Regions from separate parts of the Mus musculus genome. Here region 1 is linked to region 2. The links are chromatin contacts, found by Hi-C or POLR2A ChIA-PET in ENCODE. All regions are on one chromosome and are shown on one strand. Each heading gives the region's core, a stretch centred on a gene start or an enhancer-like site at or near the end of the contact. The rest is flanking DNA. Distances are from core to core; before and after follow the strand shown.

Region 1 (4,587 bases), core at 1,721-4,220, about 14 Mb after region 2:
TGAGCTCGAGGCCAGCCTGGTCTACTGAGTGAGTTCTAGGACAGCCAGGGCTACACAAAGAAACCCCGTCTTGAAAAAACAAACAAACAAACAAACAAACAACATCAGGCTTTAAACCTGAAACAAATGGCTGAGGTGCCTATTTAAGATATCAAAGCAACACTGGCTGCCAGGTTCTCCCAGCATGCCTCAGTCCCTCCGTATTACAAGACCCTCCTGGCTGGCATATCCCACCCTCTACCCTAAACTTTCCTATATAGTCCAACCATTTTGCTTGCCCGCCTGCCCTCTTTGTAACTTTGGGCCCTCCTGGCTGCTAAACCCAGTTCCCATTTCCTCTCTCCTTTCCCCTCATGGCTCAGGGTCTTGTCCACTCTGGAGTCTCCCAGATGTCTCTAGCTATGTTCTCTCACATACCCATAATAAACCTCCTCCACCATACCTAGGACAGGTCAGATTTTTTCCTTCTATTTCTTATTTTCATTCATCACGCGCCTGTAGTTCCAGCATGACCGGTGCAAAAATAGGAGGGATTGAAGGCCAGTGGAGGCTACATAGTAAGATTCCATCGCAATGTCTCTTCCAAAGCCAAGACACAGTTCAAGGTAAAAACAATCAATTAAGTCAAGCTGTGCCTGAAGGTTGAGCTCAAGAGGTAAAGATGGATTTGAAACACTTTCCTTCCAATAAATGACTAAGCAGTAATTTTCTTTCAGACATAATTGAGCCTTCTGGGCAGTTAGTGGAAGGAACGCTAGAGAGAAAGGGGGGTTTATGGGGTGTGTTTATAAACTCCCTTCCAAGTGGGGACTCGGGCATCAGGCACATGTGACCTAAAGGCCACCCAGGGTAAACATCTTGGCATTTAACCACAGCTCCTTTCTGCCTCCACAGGATGTCACACACCACTTCCTGTGAGATCACCATGCAACCTGACTTGGGTTACTGGGTCACAGGACTCTTGAAATTGGGTGTGTGGATCTTGTGATTCAGGGAATCTGAGATATCTTTGTTTCGCAGAAGCGAAGGGAGAGAGAGAGAACATATCCCATAGAAGCAATCTCTGCTTTACCATGAACCTCTGAAAACAAATGTAACGTGGCCCTTCCGTCATTGGGTTCAAAAGGCTCACCACCACAAAAGCCACCTGCTGTTCTGGGTCAGTTTATTCACAGATCCTTTCAGAGACCAAAAAATAGCCTGATGTAGGGGCCTGTGCCTGTAATCTCAGCACCTGTAAGGTCAAAGCAGGGTTGCTCCAAGTCCAGGCCAGACTGGCCTACGTAGTCAGCCCTTCTCTCAAAACAAAAACAAAAACCCACAAAGAGGTATGGGAAGATGGCTCAGTTGGTAAAGTGCTTGCATTGTAAGAAGGAGGACCCAAGTTTAACCCATGTTTTTTGTTGTTGTTTTTCTTTTTAAGTGAGTATGGGGGCATGGTCAGCTACATGGCTGATCGGGTGAAGATAGTGGCTGCGGAGCTGATCAACCTAAGTTCGGTCCCTGGGATCCACCTGATGGAAGGAGAGCACACATTCCAGCAAGCTGTCTTCTTATCTCCACCCATGAGCCACGCACGCATGCGTGTGCGCACACACGCAAAACACACACACTAAACTGTAAAAATACTTGTAAGTGAGCCACAATGGCACTTGCTTATAACCCTAGAGCTGAAGAGGTGGATGGATCCCTGGGGTTTCCTGGTTGGTTAGCCTAGCCTAATTAGTGGGCCCCGGGCTAGTGAGAAATCCCAGCTTTAAAAAAACAAAGTGGATGGTGCAGGTTGACCTCTGACTTCCACAGCCGCTTGTGCATCTGCACACACAAAGAAATTAAAAACAAAAACAACAGCAACAACAAGAAAACAGGGCTGGAGAAATGGCTCAGTGGTTAAGAGCACTGACTGCTCTTCCGAAGGTCCTGAATTCAAAATCCCAGCAACCACATGGTGGCTCACAACCATCTGTACAGCTACAGTGTACTCATATACATAAAAACAAACAAACAAACAAACAAACAAACAAAAAGCAGAGCAAGCAGTGGGCAGTAGATGCTCTTGAGGCCACAACACAGCACACAGAAGCCACAAAACGTTTACTTCTGCGGAATCTGTCTTCAGGCTGCAAGACTTCTTCTGGTTTTTCTATTACACCCTCACTCCTGTCTGATGTGCACTGGCTATTAAAGTTGTTTCCTGGCTGCCAAGCGCAGGGACCACTCCAAGGTGATGTTAGGGTTAAAAAAGAAGACAGGAAATATCAGAGCTTGTATGGGAGTGGGGGCCCTTCCTGGAGAGTAAATAGAGTCGGGCCCAGCCCCAGCCGGCAGGAAGCGACCTGGCTTTGATCCCAGTTCCTGCACTTGGGCGACAGGTGGGTCCCCTGCACTGTCACCAGGAGCATATGTCGGAGCTGTAGGGCTGTGACCATCTGCCTACACTAATCCTAAAGCAAGCAGATTTGCTCCCAACGTCAAGGGAGAAGAAAGGCTACAGACAGGCTCCTGGATGTTCCATTTCTCTAAAATCATGCAGGCTCGGCGATCGGCGTCTTCAAATCTCTGCAGTCCTAAGGCTGCAAAGGCTGCAATGGGGGTCATGCTATGAAGCGGGTTCACGAGCAGACATTTAGGGGTTCCAAAGCAGGGGTAGGGGTGGTGCCCTGTAGGTGTGCAGCAGAGAACACAAGTACAGTCCCCTCTCCCTCCCTCGATCGTCCCAGTTAACGCAGCCAATGGAGGAGAGGGATCGGAAAACTGGGAGCACCTCTGCTCTGTGCCACCCAAATAACATCGATCGGAGTCTCCACGGCCCTTGTCACCGATGTTACGGGGACATCGCGCCGCACTTACCTGTGCCCACGCCCGGTGGGGCGGGTTCCCAGCGGAGGCTTCTGTACTCCTCGGTTTTAGCTACAGTCCGGCCCTCCCCCGGCCTCAGGCTAGAGGGCGGGCCGGAAGCAATAATCAACTCAGCGTTGATCGGCCAGATTCGGAGTGACGCAACTGCCTGGAAGCTCACGATTGGCTGCTGCGCTCAGCCGCAATTTCTCCGGCTCGGGGTGGCGCGCGTGCGCACTCTCGAGGTCGCGCCGGGTCCCGCTAGCCAGCGGCGCTCTGTGCTAGTCGGGAGGAAAGGAGCGGGTTGCTACGTCCCCTCTCAGGACTCCGCGGGTCCCAGCGCGTCCTCACATGCCTGCTTCCTGCGCTCCAACCTTCTCCGGCACGTCCCTCCTTCTTGCCTGAAGCACTTCTCGTCTACACCGGCCTGCACCGCTCCCGAAGCGGAGTCAGGTTTTTTCAGGGTTGGATTTCTTTAGTTGACACAGGAGTCTGTTTTCCAGCCTTCATAAGAAAGGATAGTCGTCATTTCTAATTCTTCATTTCTTGTTTAAAGATTTATTTATTCTTATGTGCCTTGTGCAGTTTGCCTTCTTTTGCCTGCATTCATGTCCGTGTGACGTTGTCAGATCCCCTGGTACTGGAGTCACAGTTGTGAGCTCCCATGTGGATGCTGGGTATTGACACCGGGTCCCCGGGTTAGTGCTCTTAACTGCTGAGCCATCTCTCTAGCCTCTTATTAACTTTTTAGTTTTTAAAAAAATATTTATTTGTATGTGTGTTCCTGTGTGCACGTGCGCAATGCGCTAGGTGCAGAGATCAGAGGACAGCTTTCTAAAGTTGGTTTTTTTCCTACCACCGTGTGGGTCCCAGGGTTCGAACTCAGTACTTCAGGCTTCTCAGCCTTTACCTACTGAGCCACCTCACCGGTAAATTCTGTATTATTTTTTTTAATTAGTGTGTTTTAGATTTTGATTTGTTTATGTGTGAGAGTATAAGCAGATGTATGTGTTGTGTGTAGGGGTGTGTGTACCTGTATATAACCCACACAGGCCTGAAGAGGGCATCCACCGGGTGCTCTCTGCTGCTATTCTGCCTGTTCTGAGGCAAGGTTGCCTACTGTCTTCATTAGGCTGGAATCCAGCAACCCCCTGACACCCCCTGGTTTCTGCTCACCTTGGGGTTAAGGTTAAGTCATTTGCAGGGACACCTGGTGTGTTAAGAGGACGCTGGATCTGATTCTGGTCCTCACTGCAGAGCAGGTGTTCTTAATGTCTGAGCCATCTCTCCAGCCCCTCGTTAGTTTTAGGGGGTCTTTTTTTTTTCTCTCCTTACAACATTTATTTAGTGTATGTGTGTCTGTCTCTCTGTCTTTGGTCAGAGGACAACTTATTGGAATTGGTTGTCTAGTTCTATTGTGAAGCGAGAATCCATATTCAATTGAGTTCAGGTTTTCAGGTGAGTGTCTTTACCCTCTGAGCCATCTTGCTGACTTGCCTGGTTGGTTGGTTGGTTTGACACAGGGTCTCACTGAATTACTCAAGCTGGGATGGAATTCACGATGTAGCTCAGGTTAGCCTTGAACTTGCAACCTTCCTTCCTCAGCCTCCTGAGTGCCGAGATTCTAGGCTGTATCATGACACTTGATGTTTTGCTATATCTGGGGTGAAGGAAGGTGTGTGGTACGAGCATGCTGTTTGGTCTTTGCTTGCAGTGCTGGGGATCGAAGCGGGGCCTTGCCCGTGTTCT
Region 2 (4,910 bases), core at 1,872-4,371:
TTTTTAAAGATTTATTTATTTATTTATTATATGTAAGTACTCTGTAGCTGTCCTCAGACACACCAGAAGAGGGCGTCAGATCTCGTTACGGATGGTTGTGAGCCACCATGTGGTTGCTGGGATTTGAACTCCGGACCTTTGGAAGAGCAGTCCGGTACTCTTACCCACTGAGCCATCTCACCAGCCCGAACTTCTCTTTCTAAGTGAGTGTCTAACAATGCTGTAAGGAAGGACTGTCAGTGAGATGAAACACTGCTCAGGTCTAAGGCCTGAGTTTGTGAACTTCTCACAGTCAAGGTAGGTGAGAATCTGATCACTTAGTTGTCCTCTGACTTCCATAAGTAAAAGAAAAGGAAAGCCAAGTGGTGGTGGTGCACACCTTGGATCCCAGCAGTTACTCAGGAGGCTGAGGCAGGAAGATTGCTGAGTTTGAGGCCAACCTGGTCTACAAAGCAAGTTCCAGGACAGCTGGGGCTACACAGAAAAATCCTGCCTCCAAAAACAAACAAACAAACAAGAGGTAGACAGTGACTGCCTGTGGCCCCTTAAAAGTTAAGATTTCTGAGATGTAAGACTGTTCCTACATCTTTGTAGCTGTCATTGCCTGTTACTATGATTGTGTTCACGATTATGCTCCAATTTGCTTTAGGATCTGATCTTGACTGTCATTTTAACAGGAAGAATGGAAGGTACACTGGTTATAGGAAATAGCTTTATCTTACTCTGTAAGGCCAGGGACTGGTCCCACCTGCTAGGACCCAGTATTTGCTGAAGGAAGGATAGCAAACCGTTTTTACCCAAATGGGAGGAGGGCAAGTGGGAGGGACTAATTTGACTGACCAGTCCCTGAGAAACCATACAGACCTCAGCAGGATTATTCTTTGATAAGATCTGATAATGGAAATTATGAATGTATTGAGATAAAAAAGGGAAAACAGGGCTCCCGGTCACTTCCATTGAAATTAACATGTCTACACTGCCACTGTCTATCAATAATTGATTTGATACCTAGCTGACACCTAGGATCAAGTATTCCCTTGTGAGATCCCCAAAGTGGATCCTTCAATTCCTGGGTTCCTGAAACACACACACACACACACACACACACACACACACACACAAAACCCCTAGACTGAATAGAAGTCACATATACGGCTGTGGTTAAGAGCACTGTCTGCTTTTCCAGAGGTCCTAAGTTCAATTCCCAGCAAACAAACATTGTGACTCACAACCATCTGAAATGGGATCCGATGCCCTCTTCTGGTGTATCAAAAGACAGCTACAGTGAACTTATATAAATAAAATAACTCTTTAAACACAGCTACAGTGTACTTATATACATAAGATAAATAAATAAATCTTTGAAAAAAGAAGTCACTCATAAACATTGTCACAGTATACCAGGCTAGCAGGGAACTCAATGGAACATGCCCCCATACACATTTCTGGGGTTAGAGCTGATGCCCTTCTAAATAACGCCTTTTTCCTTCACTGGCTATGCTTTGATTGTACTGATGTCCCTCCCCACTGCAGCAGTATTTCCAATCATGCACTCCCCAGGGGAAAATGATTCCCCCCTGGGGTGGATTTTTATCTGTGAGAATACACTTCTCCTGCTCCCACCCCGTGCTATAAGGGCATACGTGGGATAGGAAGAATCACACCTATTTTATTCAGAAAGTCTCTAAAGTCTTCTAATAGGATTAAGAGATCAGGGAGCTCTACCTGTGGAGGCTCCCCATATCTGCTAGACCCCGCCTCAGCAGCAGTCACAACCTGCCCCTCATTGGTTGTGGGGATGAAAAGGGAGATTTCTAAAATAGCTGGCTCACTAGCCAAACACTATACAACAAAGATATTGACAGAAATTAACCGAGAAATTAGAGAGTTAAGAATGACAATCCTACAAAATAGAGCTACCGTAGTCTTTCAGTTGATCACACATAATCTTGGATGTCAACAGTTCCCTGAAATGTGTTAACATATCAGATTTCTCTAACACCATCGATAACCTAATCGATAACTTACATTGAGAAATAATATCTCCAAGGCACATGTTGATTGGCCCTCCTGGCTAAGATGTTTCTCACCCTTCATTGGCCCCCTGATGGTTCTACTATCAATCATAATACTTGCGCTCTGTGTTTTTGGTGCAATATTAACCTAATCACCCTCCAGATACTCAATACCAGAATCCTGTTCCCCCGACTACAACATCAAGCAATGCTTGCTCTCTTGTCAAAGATTTGAAAGAGTTAATCAGGCCAAGATGAGACTATGAGACCATAAATCAAAGGGTGCAATGTGTCAAACCCATATACCTTCGAAATTAAGGACCACATTGTATTAAGTACCCATACCTTGCAAATTAAGGAACCCAGTGTGTTAAGCCCCTATACTTACGAAACTAGGGTTCTATCTAAGTTTGCTTCCTAAATCTGATGTAATCTGGGGGGGGGGGGGGAAAGACCTCATTTATATGATATATATCCTTGTCTTCCTGTTTCATTGTATTTTTCTAACAATCTCTAACAGTCAATACTCTAGGCCCTGTAAACATGCTTACATCTGTTTTCTATTAATCTTTTATCGCTCCGCCATAAAAGGAATCCCAAAAGGCCAGTAAGGGCCTGTTCTCTAAAATCCCAACTTAGGATAAAACAGCCGGATATCCAGTCCTGATGCTGGATGCACCTCTAAAATAAAGCTTGCTTTTGATTAGACAATAGAGTTTAGTCTTCATCCACTCAATTTTCAGGTTTAACACGTGTTAACACAGTGGGCGTGGCAGCACATGCGGGTAATTCACTTGAGATGCCAGTTCACTTGAGATGCTGAGGCAGAAGGGTCTCAAAATCAAAGGGCAGCCTGGCAGTGGAGGAATCCAGTGGTCCATCGAAAGAAAAAAACTAACCATACATCTCAGAACCGAAGGACAAGATTTGAGAGAGCAACCTCAGGAACTTCCCATTAGCTACAGCGCCTCGTCGCCAAGCAACTTCCCGGCGTGGTACGCAGTGGCACCGCATTGCCAGTTACTGATGTCTGGTTCGTCCAATAACTTTCAGCGATCGTGCTTCTCCTGGGCTCTAATTGGCTACGTGCGGAGGTTCCACCTCCCACCTTCCTCCCTCCTTGCTGGACGCCCGTGGGCGTTCCCGAGTTTGTTGTGTCTGGACGCTTAAGGTGCAGACACCGAGGATGCCACGTGGAAGCCGAATCCGCACTTCCCGCGTGACCCTTCTGGCCGGGTGAGACCCTCGGGACTGGGGACAAAGCGCGGGCGGCCAGGACGAGGTTCTGTAGCTTAAGAGCTGCGAAGCCGAGGGTGAGATGGAGGGAGCCGAAAGGGATCCGCTACCAGGGGAGGACTCCCGGAGAACGGGGACACGCTCTGTGCACTCCGGGAGAGGACTCTGAAATGTGACATTTTCCCTAGACAGGTTGGGGGAAGGGCTGTCGAGGGCATAGTCTAAGAGGAGGTGAGGAAAGAATGAATGGTGATAGGTGTCAAGCTCTTGGGGGTGTTTTTTTGTTTTGTTTTGTTTTGTTCTTACTGTGTTTTTGATTCTGTCAGGCTAGCTTTGGACTTCATAAGTCCTGGATAGCCTTCCTTGATTTTCCTGACTCTGCTTCTCTGGGGATGGGATTACAGAGTTTAAAGGTTTATAGAAGGGGGGAAAAAAAGGATAAAAGAAAATTACTCGTTATTTGTGTGTGGAGGTTCGAGAATTTTAGAATTCTCTCTTTCCACCTTTTGGGTCCAGGATAGCTAACCCTTAGTTGTAATTACGCTACTACAAGGGGTATCAACATTCCTAATGCTGCGATCCTTTTGTTGTTGTGGTGGTGACCCCTGATCATTAAAAAAAATTTTTTTTTTTGCTACATTGTAACTGTAATTTTGTAAGTTTGGTCTTAGGCGAGCCCTGTGAAAGGGTCCTGACCCACAAGTTGAGAACTGCTGCTCCATTGAGCCATCTCCTGTCCACACGAAGTAGGAAATTCTTGACAGCATCAAGATTCCAGATGTCCCATCTGGGAGCCTGTGTGAAGGTCACAGGGCACTTTATGGGAGTTGGTTGTTGATCTTTCTAAGGCTCAAACTCAGGTTGTCAGCAGTGGGTTGCAAGGACACTCTACTTCAGCACCAGCATCCCCCTCTCCCTCCCCCAGCCTGAAATGTTAATTCAGATGTTAACTAGGCTAGGGAGACCCCTTGGTCTAAACCTGTGGGTTGCTACTCCTTCGGCTCCAAAAAATGTTTACCTGATGGTTTATTTATTTATTAAATTTATTTATTGTTATATGGAAGTACACTGTAGCTGTCTTCAGACACACCAGAAGAGGGCGTCAGATCTCATTATGGGTGGTTGTGAGCCACCATGTGTTTGCTGGGATTTGAACTCCGGACCTTCGGAAGAGCAGTCAGTGCTCTTAACCGCTGAGCCATCTCGCCAGCCCACATGATGGTTTATAACAGTAGCAAGATTACAGTTTTGAAATAGAAGGGAAAATGATTTTATATTTGGTCACTACAACATAAGGAACTGTAATAAAGGGATCATTATACCATCAGGAAGATTGAGACCCACTGGAGTCCATGGCAGTACCTGTCTGATATTTCTTCTTTAATACTATGACATTTTATTTGATACTGATATAGGAATAAAATGAAAACTGTTGGTTCACTCTGGAGTTCTTGTCCTGGAACTCACTACTTAGACAGGTATAGCATTGATTTGACAGAGATCCTCCTGCCTCTGCCTCCTGTGGCCTGAAATAGTCTGGTACACAAAGTAGCTGTTTAACATTGGAATAAATAAACCCTCAGGGGATCTTTCCAGCTTTGTCTGTCAGTGGGTACATATACATGAAGTGGGGGTGTCAGCCTTGAAAGGCCAGAAGCG

What was found. A loop is a pair of places that touch in the nucleus more often than their neighbours do. ChIA-PET counts read pairs that join two places held with the same protein, here RNA polymerase II (POLR2A).
Region 1: a map of T-helper 1 cell shows a loop between it and region 2 (7-fold over the local background). The contact joins the promoter of Tecpr1 here to the promoter of Zbed5 in region 2. A Hi-C loop is called at or near these places in 1 of 37 maps with a recorded cell type or tissue (T-helper 1 cell). POLR2A ChIA-PET finds 5 or more read pairs at or near these places in 1 of 5 experiments (Patski).

The regions. Positions count from the first base shown.
Region 1 is chr5:144,220,645-144,225,231 of GRCm38, forward strand. It overlaps Tecpr1 (tectonin beta-propeller repeat containing 1), which reads right to left and starts at 2,971. Exons shown (of 25, transcript NM_027410.2): 1 at 2,851-2,971.
Region 2 is chr5:129,892,602-129,897,511 of GRCm38, forward strand. Zbed5 (zinc finger, BED type containing 5) reads left to right here and starts at 3,122. Exons shown (of 4, transcript NM_183088.2): 1 at 3,122-3,251. The coding sequence starts at 3,202.